Linked DNA regions of Homo sapiens: region 1 is linked to region 2. The links are chromatin loops, found by intact Hi-C in ENCODE. Cell type or tissue: heart right ventricle. All regions are shown on one strand. Links, peaks and the distances in the headings refer to the core of each region. The heading gives the core; the rest is flanking DNA.

The links. Peaks named below come from ENCODE experiments on the same cell type or tissue, not always from the same donor. Only the 100,000 strongest peaks of a DNase experiment are listed, where the experiment ranks them.
Region 1: a loop joins it to region 2, with 3 times the contacts of the local background. A loop is called at or near these places in 31 of 110 quality-filtered maps.

What each region holds. Positions count from the first base shown.
Region 1 is chr18:56,864,597-56,875,936 of GRCh38, forward strand. All of the region lies in intron 20 of WDR7 (WD repeat domain 7), which reads left to right. Among named protein-coding and RNA genes, the nearest start is that of WDR7-OT1, 170 kb to the right of the region's middle. RefSeq lists an enhancer at 9,126-9,714. In heart right ventricle, for the core only: a CTCF peak has its summit at 4,764 (motif pointing right); no DNase peak of the experiment used is centred there.
Region 2 is chr18:57,554,202-57,562,201 of GRCh38, forward strand. It overlaps FECH (ferrochelatase), which reads right to left. Exons shown (of 11, transcript NM_000140.5): 7 at 4,944-5,042; 8 at 644-751; 9 at 59-223. Among named protein-coding and RNA genes, the nearest start is that of FECH, 28 kb to the right of the region's middle. In heart right ventricle, for the core only: CTCF peaks have their summits at 3,861 (motif pointing right), 4,061 and 7,827 (motif pointing left); a DNase peak (open chromatin) is centred at 5,342.

The DNA.
Region 1 (11,340 bases), core at 1,266-9,265, 690 kb before region 2:
AAGATCATTCTGTGTTATGTATTTAACCTCTCGGGTAATAGAAGATAAATATATCTTAATTTTGTCTCTCTACTTCATGATATCTAAAATAATGCAGGGTCCATTATAGTAGATATTCAGCAATTGAGATGATCATATATTGAAATTGAGATATGAATAGCATTGATAAAGGAAGCATTATTTTAAAATACATTCAGGATCAAAGCCAAGATTGCCTCCTGATGAATTCTCTATCATTATTAACTTAATTTCATTTGACATATATGTGGTACTGAATAATATATGATACTCAATGAGAAGAAAGACACTGGGTTTTATTTTGATAGATTAACCAGGAAAGAGTTGATTGTAGCTCTGTGAGGTTATGCCATGTTATCCAAACAAGACCGATCATTACATTGATATCCTTTTTACTAATCATTTGTATCCAATGCACTCTAATCCAGCGGTAAATATGTATTAATATTTTGCAGTCTTTTTTGAAAAAGTGATACATGTTTAAAAAGAGTGGTTGAAACATCTCTAAGTGCTAATAAGTACTTACTTGGTAGTCTATACTAATGTTGTAGTGGATGCTGAACAAGTTTAGGTGTTAAGCTTTTTAGGAAGAGTGAATGATGGCTAATGATTATTTAATGACATCTCTGGACTGAAAGGCATTTAGCACTCAAAGTATACTGCAAAGCCTATTTCTCAAAGCTTCAGACAGGTTTATTTGGTCTCACCTTGAATACAACAGTGCTGTATTGATTTCATTGGTGTGGATTTAAACACACTATCGGCTTAGAATAGCACTAGTATGCAGTAGAAAATGATTGTCTTAACCCTTATGTTGATTCTTAGCTATTGTTTGATATTACACAGTAAACTTCAGAAATGATTATGAATTTATTTGCAGTATTCTGAGGTGCAGTATGTGACTTTTGAAAATATTTGTACATGCATGTTTATAGTAGACAACTTACAGGAAGGTTTATGTAGAGAAATTAATGTTTAATTCATATTTTGAATTAGTGTTATTGACCATATATTGTATTTGGAGAAATTTTTCTTCTGTGGAAATGGTTGATGTTTCTGTGGAAGGCATGCTGATTTTATTCTGTTAAATCATTTAAGTATTTGATTTCTGTATGGTAATGCATTGATGCTCAGTACTTTGTTTTTGGTATGTTTCAGTATTTCATATTTATCTTTCATATAAAAACAATTTAATGTAGTTCATATGCTTGATAGAATATCTCTTCTGGCATTTTCTACATTTTTTAGATAGCTTTGTACTAAATATATATAACATTAGATACCATGGTCCAAAACTTTTTTTAAGACTTTTTTCTAATTATAAATTTTGCTTGCTTATTATTTTTTAAGGAACATTTAAAACTATACAAGATTTGAAGATACATAATAGAGATTCATGTTGGCATAGGCATCAAATATTAACTAATTTCTATGCAGTAAACACTGAGATTGTAGGTCAGTGAAGATTCTGGTGATCCATCCAGAATGATGTTGCCAGGAATGCCCACTCTGTTTGTGCCCTTCACCTTGTGGCTTGAACACTTCACATACTTAACTTTCCTTATCTATAAAATATCTGTTGTTCTGATTAAAAGAGCAGCTCTGTAATCTCCTTTTTTCTCTAAAATTTTAAAATTCAGCCAGTCATCTTACCTTGGACCTAAGAGATGCTTTACACACTCAGCTTCCAATATGTTTTTTGTTTTTTTAAATCTTAATAGTTTTTCTGTTTTTTTTTAATGAATCTGGAAAGTGATTGTAGTAGGCATATAATTATGTCATTATAACAAATACAGTATTAGGAGGTATATGAATCACCTTAAGTAAAAGGTGGACTTCAGTTTTTTTGTTGATGTTTTTAAAATGGAGGAACTTTTTATCTTTAACATATTTCGAAAGATTTTTTTTCTATGAGTAAATACTATTTCTTATTGAGTATTTTTTAGAAATCAAAAACATTGGATTAAGTATTAGATAAATTATTTTTTCTTTTGCTAATAGGAGAAATTATGTTTCAGAGAAATGATAAGCACATATTAAATTCTTGCTTTGGATTGCTTTTGTCTGTGTTCAGCTCTTATATGGCAAAATATTCGTGACACTGACACTGGTGATTTTATGGCAGTGGTGGTAGGAGTTTTCAGTAAAGTTTATCTCCTCTTGACTTTATGTTCCTTTTTTTGTCCTGCCAGAGAGTCTCAGAGCCTATTGTATATTTTGAAATAACTGGAAGAGAAGAATCTGAGCATTTCTAGCATAAAGAAAAGACAAATATTTAAGGTGATGAATATCCCAGTTACACTCATTTGATCTTTACAAATTACATGAATGTATTAAATTACCACATATACCCTGAAAATATGTACATCTATTATGCAACAACTTTATTTACTTACTTATTTATTTATTTATTTATTTATTTATTTTTGAGGCAGGGTCTCACTCTGTTGCCCAGGCTGGAGTGCAGTGGCACAATAACAGCTCACTGCAACCTCCGCCCCCTGGGCTCAAGCGATTCTCCCATCTCAGCCTCCTGAGCAGCTGAGACTGCAGGCACTCACCACCACACCTGGCTAATTTTTTTTATTTCTTTTGTATTTTTAGTAGAAATGTGGTTTCACCATGTTGCCTAGGCTGGTCTCGAACTCCTGAGCTCAAGCCATCTGCCTGCCTTGGCCTCCTAAAGTGCTGGGATTACAGGCATGAGTCAGCACGCCCAGCATAAAATTTTTTTAAAAATCTCAGAGCAGTTTAAGTACAATAATAGCCATCTTGAGGATGTATGTTTACCAAACATCAATACATATATATTTTCCAGGTTTTTACATATGCTGTTATCTCTGTCTTAATAAAAGACTAGAGATTAGAAAGCCGTCTCTTCACAATTCCAGAGTAACCTAATGATTCAAATCATTGGGAGGGAGATAGATAGGGAGGATTTTGAGGAAACGATTATGTTGTATCATAGCAGAAACAGATTTGTTTTAAAATTAGTTTTGGAAAAATGGCATGACATCTTATAAACCTGAGTATCTGACTACATACATATCTAGGCAAACATTAAACTTTTCCCCTACTGTTTATTTCAGGAGTAGTAGCATTTCCAAATCCATAGTTGTAATACATGAATGAGTTAGATATTCAGTATCTCTAGGCATATGTGCTAAGTTAAACATTGGAATAATTGTGCAAAAAATTCAAGGACTGAAAGCTGTTTCAGTCTGATATTTGCAACAGAGGCAACTCAGAGCCAAATTCGAAATGAAATTAACTAGATAATAGGAAATCCTATAAAGTAGTTACAGGAAAGAGAATATTAGTACATTTTTATATCTCTATATGCTCATTTGAAAAGGTATATAGTAAAAGAAATTATGTATATAGAAAAAGGTCTATGAAAAAAATTTGCCAAATAACAACTAGGTACCACAAAGGTGTGGGCATTAATTTCCAAGATACTATGTTGCCCCTAACTATGCTCCTTTATTTCTACTTAACATCTCACTTACAGTAAAGAAAGCAGAAGAAAAAATAACGTAAAATAAGGTGATCATTTTTCAAAGCTAGAGATCCTTTAGAGGTTCTAATTTACTCCAAACGAACCTTTAAAAAATGGTCACTTTTAGTCACATGTCATTGTTTTATTATTGCGATATAATTTAAAAAAATGAATACTACAGATACTCCTTATAAATGAACAGATGTACTTGTTAATGGCTCAGAAGTAGAGCAAGGCCTTTTTCATCTCAGTTTTATATCACTGAGTTGGTAATGACCCAGGTGAAAATATGTTTTAAGTGAATCCAGTAAATGATTTGTCATTTTATAAATAAAAATGACCTTAGGTTTATTTATTTCTTACTATGCTGAAATGCACAGATATAAAATCTTCATAGGAGGTATTCTACCAGTCCACCAAATGTTGTCTCATGTTTTCTATTTGATCTTTTACAGAAACGTACCATGTCTACCCCGCTATTTTTATAAGTAAATCTCATTGCCAGAGTTTCTTTTTCTAAGTAGTAACTGTATGAGAAAATATCTGAGAATGATATGCTGTGTTTTCAGATTTGTATAATTTTACAAGTCACTACCCACTGTGTTTCTGAAATATTCCTTTTCTCATGGAAATGCGAATAATGGTCTCAGTGTTACAATTTGTAGTTTCTTAAATTTGCCATGTGTATCAGATTCACCTTTGAAAGGTCAATTGAAGCAAAAAAGTTAGACGTTTTTGGAGATAGTTTTTACCTATAAGACTTCTGATTACTTAGCTGCCTTAGATACTTGGGATTACTAAAATCTCAATTTCCTTTCAAACTGAGAATGTTTGCCCTAATAGTAAAGGCAAAGAAAAAAATTAACTTGTTATTCAGGTAGAGAATAAAGGGAAATATAAGATGATGCAGATGGTAGGAAAATAGGTATAGGACAGGATCTTTGTGAAAAATAAGAAATTGTTTCATGAATTACTTGAAAAACATGTGAATTGCCCTCAAAGCTTAAGATTTATAATTATCAAAATAATTGACACACCTTCAGAGGAGTGATTATTTCTTTGAAAAAGAAAATCATTTTAGAGTGGTCATATATTTTGCATTTATCTGATTTAATGGAAAATAGCTTTGTCTATTTTGTCAACTGCACACACATGTAATACATGTGTATACAAGAGGCATTATTTCAGAATGGCTTAATCAGCAGCTGCAGAAAGAAATATGCATTTGCAGAACCTATTGTGTTCCAGCAGGGGGCTATCGTGCATACATACAAATTAATAGCATGTTTGTTTACTTCAGTTTTCAAGTGAGTGGGGAAGTAACACAGCAGCAACACCAGCAGCAAAAGCCTCTTAGATTTGGGGAGCAAATTCCATATGTTCTGTCAGTAGATGTGAGGAAAACATTGGCAGATGTGTCACAAAGTAACTCAAATATGTGTTTAATACAGTGGGGGAAAATCTATGCCGCTAACACAAGATTAGCTATACACACAGTAGCTTTGATAATAATGTGAAAATTTGAAAGTAAATGTGGAAGTGCCCTATGACAGCCATTTTTAATCAGTTCATTTTCTTGATAGGAGGCAAAGAAGAAGACACAGAAAACTTAAAAACTTTATTTTATTTACTTTAGGTGCACAGGTTGAAATTTACATGTTGGCCATACAACCATGTACAATTTTATTTTTTTGTATCACTAAAATTTATTTGACATATTTTGTAGAAATTGCAGAGCTCTAAGTTATGCCAACAAATGAAAATAATATATAATATTCATATAAACACATTTGGTTTAGGAAAAGAACTTAATTACATACATTTACAATGGCATGGATCCACAACATACATCCTCCACATGAGCCTATGAAACCTGGATTCACCACCAGGACAGCGAGATCTTGGGTCCTTTCTCCCAAGCTGGATTATCACCAATCTATGTCTTTGTGTGTTCCCATTTAACAAATTTAGCTTTGAAGTATTTGACTTCAAAGACTTGGGGTACATTGGATGACTTATGTAGCATTTTAAGTTCTTTTAAAGCCAAAGTGTTTTAAAAATGAATATTAACAGATTTTTGTTTGTTTTTAAGATTTTTTTCCTATTGTTAGCAAGCTATTTTGAAAGACTATTGTTATATATCTGATAAAATTTGACATTTTTATGGTATTGTACTTTATCCCTACTTTAAGCAACCCTAAGAATAACAAGTAGGTATGGAAAATGTTTGAGCCATACATATATGGAAACAACTTATTTACACTGTGAAAACTCCACTGAGGGCCAACATTTTTCTCATTATAATTCTAAAACATGTTTTAAAAAAATCTCAAAAGTGTAGTTCTAGCTTGCTTAGGTATCATGTCTTGGTACCTTCACTAAGAATGCTATATACTTATGTGTAGATGTATAATTATGTACATGCAATGTATTTATGTATGTAAATATAGAATTAACATATTTGATTACCAGCATACAATGATAATTAAAAAGATAGATCTTAAAAATTGTTAATATTCCATTAGGCAGCCAGGTGTATCAATTAATTAATTAATTTAGAGATGGGGTCTTGCTCTGTTGCCCAGGTTGACCTTGAACTCCTGGGCTGAAGCAATCTTCCTGCCTCAGCTTCCAAAGTACTGGAATTAGAGGTGTGAGCCACCATGCCCAGCCTCAATTTGGATAGTAGTCAGGAGAAAGGTAAAGTTATTTTGATTAAAGTACATCTAAAGACAATTTGAATGTAACTCACTTTTGAAGATCTAGTTTGAAATATATTTTGATTGGACACATTTCACTATCATGTATTGTTTTAAACTCAATACAGTATACAGTTTTATATATGCTTTTTATAGTCAGTGTGTGCTGATAATGCCATATCACATTTAAAATATCCTTGGGACTGAGAAAATAGAAATAAAATGAAAATTTTAGAAGAATATTTTACTGGTCTGAAAATAGAAATCTTTTGCAGCTTTATTGACTAACATTTGTAGGGCTCTGAATGATGTGCTCAGACTATTTATTTTGACTATATGCAGACATTGTACATAGTAAATCGTGTCTTAAGTCTGAAAGTTCGCTTGTTCTCCAGAATGTCAGTATTAACAAAGTTCACTTTGCTAAGTTTGCTCTTGCTCTTTAATAATTAATCAAAATCTAATATTAGCAAATACACTTTATTACAAATAAAACAAGGCTCTAAAAAACCATAATAGAAAGTATTTTCTAGCTTAATCCAAATTATTTTAGTCTCTACATGTTGCCATTTAGTTTTCTGCTGTGAGATCTTACAGCTCACTGTTTTTCTAGTCATTTATGTAAAGTCTTACAAAGTCACGGTTATTTTTAAAACTATGTCTTATTAAATGCAAATTGTATTTTTCACTTTGGAGGCAGCAAATAGTAAAACCAAATTATCTTTGTACACGTATGATTCTCAAACATATTATTAAATATTTAAAAGTAAAGAAACACTTTTATTGTTTATTTTTATTTATCATGAACCAATAGACATTTCTGACCTTTCAAAAGGTTTTTAGGGTATATTGCAATTTATACTAAATTTAGACAATATTTGTATCATTGTGAATTTCGTTTGGACTCCATCTTGTGCCAGAAATTTCTGGCATAAAATTGTTATGTTAACACAAATCTTAATATAATGTGTTGGGTTAAAAAAATCCTAATGACATGTTTATTTTATAGTTTATGTTTTCAATATGGTTATTATCTTGACGGGAGTTCTGACTGAATTCAACCGCATTATTTTAATTTTTACTAGAAATTTACTTATATATGTCAGCTGTAACAAGTATTATGACACTCATTTCTAAATAAAGAATTGAATGTTTAAGAACAGTTTTTTCAGGTCAAAGCACAGTTCTGAAAGTATTCTCGGAGTAGTAAATTGGTGGTATCTACTTATCTAAGGTTTTAATACCTAATGCAATAATAAAGCCCCATCAATATATGGCTCAATAGCACATATAAAGTATCTGCTAGTAGTCCATCTCTCATAAAACCGCCTTTAGCCTTAATTCAAATCCATTGATTCCTATTCCAGTTAAAACTGAAGAACTTAATATGTCTTTTAATCCTTTTATTGTAAGCCAGGATAAAATTAATTTTACCCTAGCACTGCACAAAGCCAATTAACATGATCTTTAGAGTTATTTAGTAAAGTGCTTCAAACTGTTAAATTTATCTTGACCTCTTGGTTGCACTCTCTGACTGCTTTTTAAATGAAGTAATCAATACCTCATAGCCCTTTAAATAGCTTAAACTTCTCAAATATTTTACCTGTATTCTAGTTAAGCTGTAAGTAAAGTGTTTACTCCAGTTTGTGTAAATCTAGAGTCAATTATGCTAAATCTGAAGACAATTACGTACATTTGAAGAACACTCTGTCAAGTAAATTGTTGTTTTAATCAAAATTAAAGCCTCATATTTTGTTATAAGTAACCCAATAATGAGACCACGTATCATTTTCACACAGAACATGTATTCTGTTTGCAACTTAAAATGTAGAACATTAATGTCCTTTACCATCGCATATAGCTTCTCTTTTCCACACAGGGCTAGTTGAAGGTATTAATTTTCTTACTGTGATAGGGTGATCAACCGTCCTGTCAAGAAAATGGATCTCCATGTCACCCCTTAGCATGATTAAATGGAGGCATGTCTCTGGAAAAAAAATACCAAATTTTCATGAGACAAATGAAACTGTAGAAAGGTTTACTTTTACAGAATTATTTTATTTTTAATATCTCAAAATCTTCCATTTGGTTGTCATTTTATTTGTAGGAAAACATTGCAACTAGTTACATATTTCTTCTGTTAACAGAAAGTACAGGCAAGCCAATAATTTAAAGATATTTCCAAATTTGAAAAATTATAGGAATGAGAAATTGCTGTGTTATTTTTAGAACAGTAGCAGGATGGGCATCTCTCCCTTATAGAAACACTAATCAGTCAGTGTCTCCTTTAGGGACTCCTTTCCTTGTTCTTTTTTACCTCTTTCCTTGTTAATGAAGGGCTATCATCTTTTTAGATTTGAATACTGATAAAAATTACATACTGTAGAATTTCAGCATCAGTAGTGTTAATTGCCAGTTGGGCGGTGTTCTTATGAGCCTATGTACATGCCAACCTTTAAACTACACCAAGTGATGTACTTGACAGCTAATTAAGATTTCATATTTTGGCCACTTAGCAGAGGGTACCTGTTACAATTCTTTCCATTAGCTTAGGGATAAAATTTACAAATGATTGTTTGAAAGTACACTGTTAAAACTTCCCTAAAGTCTTAATTCCTTCCCCTGGAGTGGGAGTTAAGACAAAATTGAGGCAATTAAACAAAAGGAACATAAAGAAGGTGGGGGACCAGGGATGGAGGCGGAGCTCACCAAATGCCCCTGTTGTTTAATTTCCTACTGGAAGCAGCCCATATGTGCTTCTGTGCCCCCTCCCGCTTCAAGCAGTGGCCATTGCAGAGGCTGAACGGCTGGGGTCAATGCCTTGCCTATTGATCAGTATCCCTGCAGTCCCGTGCTCCAGCAGCTGCTTCATTGGCTTCTTTCAGGGCCTGCTTCAGTACATTAGAATAGAAATCCATAACCAGAGCTGTGCTCATCCAAGCAGGGGAAGAAACTAAATTAAATGGTATAAAACAATCTTGAATCAGGAGTTTGTGCCAATTCATCTTGATCTAAGATGTCACACCAGGCTCTCTGTCTGAGCACCTGGGCTAGAGGCAGCCATAGTGAAAATAGATGGAGCTGCGATCATTCATTTGTCAGCTAAGGAGCAAGGCAGCGGTTAGCAATTCCCTTCTGCAGAGGTCAGCTGACAGAACAATCAGTGCAACTGCAGAATAGAGCTTTCCTTTGAACTATTGTTATGGAGCATGCTCTTGCTGAGACATGGGGGAGGGGAGCTTGGTTTGCTTCCTGTTTCAAGAATACTATGTAAAGAGTAAAATATATAGTATGTGAATCTAGATGCTGTGCCACAGAGCTTTTCCTCCTTGTGCCTGTTCTTATACATAAACAAAGTTGGTTTTAAATGCATATCCTGAGATACAGATTATCAAAATGTTAAATATCACTTTTTCTAGAATTAAGGTTCTTCTAAACACAGAGGCAATGATTATTGATTTTTTTTTCTTCTTAGTATGGTTACGCATTTAGGTGGTTTTTTTCCCCCTTTAGTTACCATAGCTATCACAGATTGGTGTCACACTTTGAATCTGTAATAGCATATACCTGCTAATACTTTTTACTGACATTTCCTCTCTGTCTTTAAAAAACTAAAACTTTCCATGAAGAGAGAGAAATGCATACTTTGGTATCAGACTAGAAGATATTTTAATTATTAATTTAAAATATTTTATAAGAAATATAATTCACAAAATATGATTTATCATGACAAAATAATTTGTAACATTGGAGGGGCATCATTATTAATCAACCTGCATGTGATCTGAAATATCCTATACAAAATTCAACAAATTAAGAAAATGTTTCATAACTAAACTTTTACGTGAGCAATTAGAATAGTTTTAAAGATAAATCTATTATCTGTGGACTCCTTTTCGATTTTTCCTTTCTGTACACTACCTAAAAGTGAATGGCAAACATCCAGAACTAACTTTAAAAAAAGAAAAAGAATAAAGTGTGATGTGCGGAAGCTAAGAAACCATAACAGCAACAAGAAGAAATCTTTTTTATACTCATAATTGCACCAAACATTTTAGGAATCCAAGTAAGTAATACTCTGGTGTTACCATCTTAGTTTTCTAGATAACCAATCCTCCTTTTTCCCTTACATACGTTAAGCCACTTTCTCACTCAGTTCTTTTTAAATTATTAGATTCTTTATAATATCCTATAATTTCCATTTCTTAGACTCAACTAGGTCTTCTTGCCAACATCCAGATTTTTTTGTGCCTTTCAGCACAGCTAAACAATGGAATTTAAAGTGTATACTATAAAGTCGTGTCCTCCAGAAGTTTTTTAAAGTCAGCTTCTGGAAAGGCTGTATCTACTTTTGTTACCAGGGTTGTTTTGTTCTGTTTTGTTTTCATCAGTAATTTTTAAAAGAACTTAGGATATGATATCTCAAATCTTTCTGCCATATTTCCATCTTCTCAGACCTCATCGTGTATTGTAAAGCTCTCCACTTCCCGTGTCTTCTGTTTAACATCACAAAACCAAATCCACTGTAATCTCTCATCTTGATTTCTACAGTACCCCTCAAGTGATCACCCCACTTCTAATATTCTTTATACTATGCTTACAGTGGATTTTTGAAACCCTAAATCTAATTAAGCTATTCTGTAGTTTAAAACCCATCTTGCATACCTTCCCACTGTTTGTGGGATATAAATTGGAATGTGCATATGACCTACAGAATCATATATGATCTGGCCCTTTCCTGCCTCTCCTGCTTCATTTTCTGCAGTTCTCCTCTAGAGTTATAGAGTTCCAGCCAACTTAGCTGTCCTTGAAATAGAAATCCACAGACTCCTTCATGCTTTAAGTTCTTAAACATACTGTTTTTTCGATCCAGAAAGTTCTCATTGATTCTGTAACTTACACATTTCCAATGCCTGTTTAGTAGCCCTTAAGTTCAATGAGGGCAGGGCTTTACTTAACTGTATTAATTTTTATCTAGCATAATCCAGGCATACACAAGACCTGCAATTCTTACATGTTGAATAACTGAGTTCAGTAATGGATGGAATGAACTGCCACCACCACTGGTTCTTATTGTTGTTCACCTGATCATTGTGTGAGTCTTCTTTTGGTTTTCCTTGACAC
Region 2 (8,000 bases), core at 1-8,000:
GAAAAAATTTCCTTTTAAAACAAGTCATGATGGGAAAAAGGCAGATGGGTGCATTTACCTCCTTGGCTAAAACTTGAGAGTACTCGATGTCCAGCTCATACAGCGTTTCAATATGGTCACTGGTAAATGCTATCGGAACCAAGAGGATATTCTTCCTCCCCCTCTCACAAAGCCCTTTGATAGATTCGTCTGTTTGAGGACCCAACCAGGGCATTGGACCAACCTATGCGAAAGATAGACGAATGCGTAAGTGGACTATGCCTCCTGACGGTCTGTAGTACCCCTGTTTGCCCCCCTGGGCACACGCACTGCCCACTGCGGGCAAGAGCCACTCTTTACACCTGCTTGAATGGATTTTGATATTTTCACATGGAAACTTGAATCCTAGAAGTTGCCTCAATATAAATAAATAACAGTTTCTGTCATTGCAGCTAAAGGTAAAATATTAAACCAATGGAGCTCCACGAGTCACTTGATTTCCCCTTCTATCTTACTCGCTTGCAGAGTTCTTTCTGCCCATGGTGAGCAATCAGGTTATGGAAGAGCCTGACCATGTGTAAGAGCCAAATCTAACCATTTTATAACTCATAAAATAAATTTTACCAATAAGAGCTGGCCGCCCGCCAGTGTGGAAGCCACTTACCTTGGATTGCCACACCAGTCGGTAGGGGTTGCAGTACTCCAGCCTTTCCATGACTTTTTGGACAGTGGCGCTTACCTCCTGAGGATATGGGTCGCCTCTGTTGACCACCTGCAGCAGAGACACAATGGGTGTTCAGCCATTAACACTGGGAAGGCCCCGAGAGCCTCTGACTATGTGCTGACACAGTGTGAGCCCTGGAACAAAGCCCTCCCTTTCTGTCTCCTGCACCAATGATGATATGGTCTGAGTTCAATCACCAAACTTCCTTAGTTCCACTTCTTCATCAGCCAAAGAAAAACACCGCAGTCAATCATCTCTAAGGTCCCTAAGAGGGTGGAGAATTCCATGTTCCACGTTATTCATGGGGGACTCACAAGATCTAACTAAAGAGGATGGTTCTCTCTCCCTCATCCAATAGATGAAGAAGACACAGAAAAGCTGGGCAGGATGGGAACTTCTACCCTGGTGGTCATGTGTGTAGTTGATTTCACAACAGGAACTGAAACAGTGCTGCATGGACAATGTACAGAACTGCTGGATTTATGGTAAACCCTGGTGGAATTAGAGGAGGAAAGCAGCAGCACATCACTGCAGGTTACAGGCACCTCCAAGAGTGTGACCTGCACCTTCCACTTCCTCTCTCCCCACTCTTCCTGCAACAATGGACAACAGGCAAACACTTTGTGCACAGCAAATGTTTCATACATGATCCCTTGTTAATACCTTTGAAAATTTTCAATGCAAATTTTAATGCTTTAAATATTTACTGTGTACTGACTCCCTAGCCCTCACCTGGCTTTATTTTCTTCTATAACATATATTGCCTGCTAATCTACCATACCATTTTCATATGTATTATGTTTATTATCTTTTCTCCCTACTCTCTGCAAACAAAGATTTTTCTCTGTTTTCTTCATTCCCATATCCTATGATATGGCTGGAAACAGTGCCTGGAATATAGCAGGTGCTCAATAAATATTGGTGAAATGAAATATACTGATAGATGGGGCGCAGTGGCTCACGCCTGTAATCCCAGCACTTTGGGAGGCTGAGGTGGGCTGATCGCCTGAGGTCAGGAGTTCGAGACCAGCCTCACCAACATGGTGAAACCCTGTCTGTACTAAAAATACAAAAATGAGCCTGGTGTGGTGGCGCACACCTATAATTCCAGCTACTCAGGAGGCTGAGGCAGAAGAATCACTTGAACTCAGGAGGCGGAAGCTGCAGTGAGCCGAGATTGCACCAGTGCACTCCAGCCTGGGTGACAGAGCAAGACTCCATCTCGAAAACAAAAAATTATATATATATACTGACAAATTATTTTATGATTATTACTACTGGTCTGTTTAAAAGCCATGGGAGGCATAAATGTAGATGGAATGAAGGAAACACAAAGTTGCCATTAGGACAGCAATGTGGTAATTACTACAAACACGATCTACCCATGGATGCTAGGAAATAACAAAATCTCTGTATTGTCTTAAAGTATCTCCTCCAAGATATTTTTAATTACAAAGAGAAAAATAGTAATTTTAGGATGGATCAACACAGCAGACACACCCTTAAACAAGTGGCCAGGGATCACATCACCAGTAGAAAAGCACGCTGGCATCACAGACCCCCGGGTGTGAGGCACAGAGCAGGGCCCCGCACCCCTGTGGGTTCTTGCCAATGATGCATCACCGCAACCTAATCATGAGAAAACTTCAGACGAACCCAGATGGAGGGACGCACCAGAAAACAACTGACATCCTAAAAATGACTCCTCAGAAATATCAACGTGTGGTGGGGCGTGGCGCCTCACACCTACAATCTCAGCGCTTTGGGAGGCTGAGGTGGGTGGATCACCTGGGCCCAGGAGGTCGAGACCAGACTGGGCAACATGGTGAAACCCTGTCTCTTCAAAAAATACAAATATTAGCTGGGTGTGGTGGTGTGCACCTGTAGTCCCAGTCACTCGGGAGGCTGAGGTGAGAGGCTCACCCAAGTCTGGTAGGTCGAGGCTGCAGTGAGTCGTGACTGCACCACAGCACACCAGCCTGAGTGACAGAGTGAGACCCTGTCTCAAAAAAAAAAAAAAAAAAAAAAAAAAGTCAAGCTGATGAAAGACAAGCCAAGTATCAGGACTGTCACAGATTGGAGGATGCTGAGGAAACCCCACAGCCACACACAGTGTGGGACCCTGGACTGGGTCCTGGGAGAGAAAAAGGACATTTTTGGAAACACAAGTGGCATCCACATGAAGCCTGGAGTGCAGTTAATAGTATTGTACCAGCGCTGGTTTCTCAGCGTTGGTAACTGTACAGTGGTTGTGTAAGATGTTAACACTGGGAGAGGCTGAGTAGAGGGTATATGTACTCTTTTAACTCTGTACTCTTTTAATCAGTTTTCTGTAAGTCTAAAAATTTCTTCAAAATAAAGTTTAAAAAGTTGTCAGAAGGGAACGCAGGGGAAGAGAAGAGTGTGCTAGATCAGTGTTCTTTCTCAACTCTCCAATGTCCTCCCCATACCTGACTTATCCTTATGACACTGTGGCATTTCCCGGTCCCACAAGGACGCTCCAGCAGCCAAACCTGGAAGCAGCGTGCTCCGTCCCCAGGTGAAAGAATAAGGAAGTGAGGCCACGGTCAGAGGAGGCAAGGCAGCACCGGAATCCCCACATACAAAAATGGGTTTCAGCCAGGCACGGTGGCTCATGCCTGTGATCCCAGCACTTTGGGAGGCCAAGGTGAGTGGCTCACTTGAGGTTGAGACCAACCTGGGCAACATGGGGAAACCCCGTCTCTACTAAAAATACAAAAAATTAGCCAGGCGTGGTTGCGTGTGCCTGTGGTCCCAGGTACTCAAGAGGCTGTGGCAGGAGAATCGCTTGAACCCAGGAGGTGGAGGCTACGGTGAGCTGTGATCGCATCACTGCACTCCAGCCTGGGCAACAGAGCAAGACCCGTCTCAAAAAAAAAGCAAAGCAAATGTGTTTGCTCCAGGCTGGTTCAAGGGCTTCCCTTCTGGCATCTCAGGCGAGGTCTCACCTTACATAGGATGAAGTGGCAGGAGGATGGACATGTGAAAAGGATTGCATGACACCAGAAAAGGAAAAGCAAACCCATTAAAATAGGCAGGCTTCCAGAAGAGAGGAATTTATCTTCAGAGCCTCCTACCGTCCACACGAGGCCCAGCAGAGACGATGAGTGGAAAATCTGCAGAGGCTTGGCCCTAGTAGCCACCAGGGGGCGGTAAGGCCCAGTTACAAGAGTGGCCCAGACACTGAGGCTGACTCCATTCCCGACATTGTTAAAACCTCAATCACCCCTGTGAAGATGTAATTATCCACCTCTCTGGGTTGGAAAGCACTGGTTTTAGGATAGAATGCTAGTTCTGAGCAGATGAAACTGGTTGCTTATTCCAAGCGCTTCTATATATCATACAGTACACTAGCTTGATCATTCTTGTTTCCAACAATACAACAGCTATGGCACAGATTGTAGCATCTGGATGAATAGCCTAGTGTAATATGATGAACTAAGGAACAGCCAGATCCCAACTTGATCCTCTATATTCACTTGCAAAAATGTGGTCCTGAGTCTTAGCAAACTGCAATGGCTGCCTAACAAGTCCTGAGGACAAAAGCATGGGATTGAGAGCGCTTGTCTGAATGGAGACCCCCCCACTCAACACACAGAAACATCAAGCTGAGCTCTGCTGACAGGGCAGGCAAAAGCAGCCTTCTCTTAACTGTCCCACTTATTAGAAAGTCTTATATATATCTTCAAGTTATCATTTTAAAGAAAAGAGGAGCTGGGTGTGGTGGCTCACACCTGAAATCCCAGTACTTTGGGAGGCCTGGGCGGGTGGATCACCTAAGGTCAGGAGTTTGAGACCAGCCTGGCCAACATGGTGAAACCCAGTCTCTACTAAAAATACAAAAAATTAGCCAGGCATGGTGGTGGGTGCCTGTAATCCCAGCTACTTGGGAGGCTGAGGCAAGAGAACTGCTTGAGCCCATGAGGTGGAGGTTGCAGTGAGCCGAGACTGCACCATTGCACTCCAGCCTGGGTGACACAGCAAGACTCTGTTTCAAAAAAAAGAAAAGAGGAAAAGATCTATTTACAACATTATAATTTGAATTCATTGTTACGAGGTTTTAAGAAGTGAGGCTAGTTAGCACCAAGTCTGAGATTTGAGAATTCATTCTTGCACTGGGCTTAGGACATAATGGAAGCTGGACCCATTTTACACATTTAGAAAATGAAATCACCCAATCCTCTATCACTAGGTCATCCCAGAAAATGTTCTTACTTACAGACATGGGCAGTGAGTGAGCAGAAAACAGAATGACCACCTCGCTTCTCTTCTCAAGTGGAAAATGGTCCAGTTCCTTTAGAATATGATCTGCAAAGCACTGAGTGAGTAACAAGAAAGGAGGATAAAGAGGAAGGGAAGAAAGAAATGGAAGGAAAAAGAAAATAATTTTAAAATGAAGCCTACACCAAAAATCTCAGAGCAACCCTCAAAAATCCGAACTCTCTTTTTTAAAAAATTGCAAACAGTCCAGCCTCTCAGCATTGGTTTATCATCAAAATGGATCATAACAGTTTCAGGGGCCTAGGGAATTTGCTGGGAAACTTCTAAAGCTCGCTAATGGCTCACTGCAAATGCGCGCTGTGGATCTGCTTCCCCTCGGGAAGGACAGGGCACACTTCCAGATGGAAAGGAAACACAGATGGGAAGGAGTTGTTTTAAGACCTCTCATTTGCTCCGTTAGCAGGAAAACAGCTTACAGGGTCTTTCTAAAGCCTCCTTAGTTTGGCTTTCAGGCATACCACATTAAATACATTAGTCAGGAATAGTAGGGAAATAAGAAAATACTGCTCTATTTTTATAACAGTTTCTTCTGAGCCTCATATCCCCATCAAGTCAATTTTTATAAAAACCTTCACAACAACAGATGACAGGTGATACACACCCATTAAATTCACAGAGCCGGGAAAGATGTGGTAAACTTAGGGGCCCATTCAGTCACATCTGTGGAACTTGAGAAAGAACATGGTTCCTGCCTCCCCCTCCAAATCTCTGTCCACCAGACCAGGGAGCTCCCTTCGTCTAGCCGGCACTTTGATTCACGTCGATAGGTGCTGAAATACCAGAACTGAAGGGGCTTTCTTTCGTCTTATACTTTAATCATTCTCTGTCATTTAGCTTATAAAAAAATGCTACAAAAGACACAAATGGGTCAACTGACAAAATCAGAATATGAATGTAAATTAAGTAAAAGTTTAAATATTGACGTTAAATTTACTGAAGTTGAATGTTGTATTGTGGTTATGTAAGAGAATATTCCTGATTTTAGAAAACACACTTAAGTGTTTAGGTGTAGAGGATGGTGATATATGCATAACTTATTCTCAAATGGGTCAGAAAAAGAAATCATGTTTATACAAACACAGACACACACACATACATACACACACACGGGGCGTGTAAATGATAAAGCAAGTGGGATATACATGTTAATAACACATCAATAGGCCAGACGCAGTGGCTCACGCCAGTAATCCCAGCACTTTGGGAGGCCAAGGTTGGACGACTGCTGGAGCCCAGAAGTTCAAGACTAGCCTGAGCAACATGGAAAGACCTAATCTCCACAACATTTTTAAAAATTAGCAGGGTGTGATGGCACCTGCCTGTGGTCCCAGCTACTCAGCAGGCTGAGGCGGGAGGATCACCTGGGCCCAGAAGGTTAAGGTTGCAGTGAGCTATGATCGTTCCACTCAACTCCAGCCTGGGCAACAGAGTGAAACCCTGCCTCAAAATAATAATAATACAGTAATATAGGTAAAAGAGTAGATGAGAGTTCCTTATACTATTCTTAATCTTGTAACTTTTCTGCATATCTAAAATTATTTCTAAATGGTCCTTTGTAACTTTTTAAAAATTATAAAGGACAATTTATCAGAAACATGTAAATCTGCACTTGTTGGTATTTTGATACATCAGTGGTCAGTGAAAACTATGGGATAAGCAAACTATTCCCTAATAAATATTGAGATATTATTAATCTTTCCAGAACTCTCAAAATTTGGTAAATAAATATCCTAAGGCATAAAATGGTACCTAAAGTTAAGTTCCCTTTTCAGAATTTATAATGTAAATTCTCAGCAAATGTGACAGGATTAGATACAAACGAAACCAATATTTTCTGGTCTTTGCAGTGTTTGGAAACTAAAGATGCTCAGAAAGGATTATTTTTGGACCTCAGCCTAGATAAGGAGGCCCACTGCAAGGTTTATACAGGAGCCTAGAAGATAAATTTGCTCCAATTAACCCAACAGCTAAATAAATACCAATATTAGAGAAAACAGTAATAAAATGGCTATTTGGAGCAATTACTACCTATGCCAAGCAGAAATGTGGATTCAAAACAGAATTTGTAGTTTTAAACTATATTTTTCATTTTAGTTTAGGGTTTTGTTTTCTGGTTTCCAAAAATGTCATATCGTATCCAAAGCCTAGTGTTTTTCTTTTCTCGGCTTGCAAAGCTGCAAGTAAAAACACAAATCATATGGCTTGCAACAGCCTCTAAGCCATCTTCAAAACTGAGGCGCCATGGGCAAGGAGAAGTGCTATTTAAATCACCTAAAACCCATCTGCGGTATTTTCTACTCCCAACCTCTCTGCAGAATGAAAGAGGCACCGAGCCTCTCAGAGCCTTCAATCACACCATCTAGGAGGGCAGATAAATGCCTCTAAAATTCCCTTTCATTTTATGAACAGAGACTTCCTCAGTTAAGAGACCTTTCCATCGTTTTGCTTCCCTCCTTTTCAAAGGGCTGAATTTTAATGCAAATCTAATTACTCACTTGATCAGGGCAGGCAGATGCTGTGCAGATCCCTCCATTCCCTGCTACCACATGTCAATGCTGACCTGAAACCCCCCTCCTTTCCAATCGCAGGCCTCCCAAAGCAAAACCCAGGCTGCTGGTGCTTCAGGCAGTACTGGCTGGACCCAGCAACACAGCCATCAATGGTGCACACAGAGACCACAACTACACCCACCCCTAAGGGTAAGCTCCTTCTTTTCAGTTTTTACTTAAAATTGGATTTCAACCCAAGTGTTAACCCTTTACATGCCTAAGGAACACTGCTCTGGGGAGAGCTGGCCTGATTTCAATGATGTCTAGCACCATCTAGTGGTCACAGATTTAAATGACACCAGGCTTCTAAAGAAGTTGTTAGTAGGGTTTTTTGCCGGGAGTCAGAAAACGTTCAAGGAGTGAAAAATAAAATGGATCAAATCTAAATGACTTAATATTTCCCCTACCTAAAATAACTCAAAAGCAGAAACTTCTACTAGCAGAAC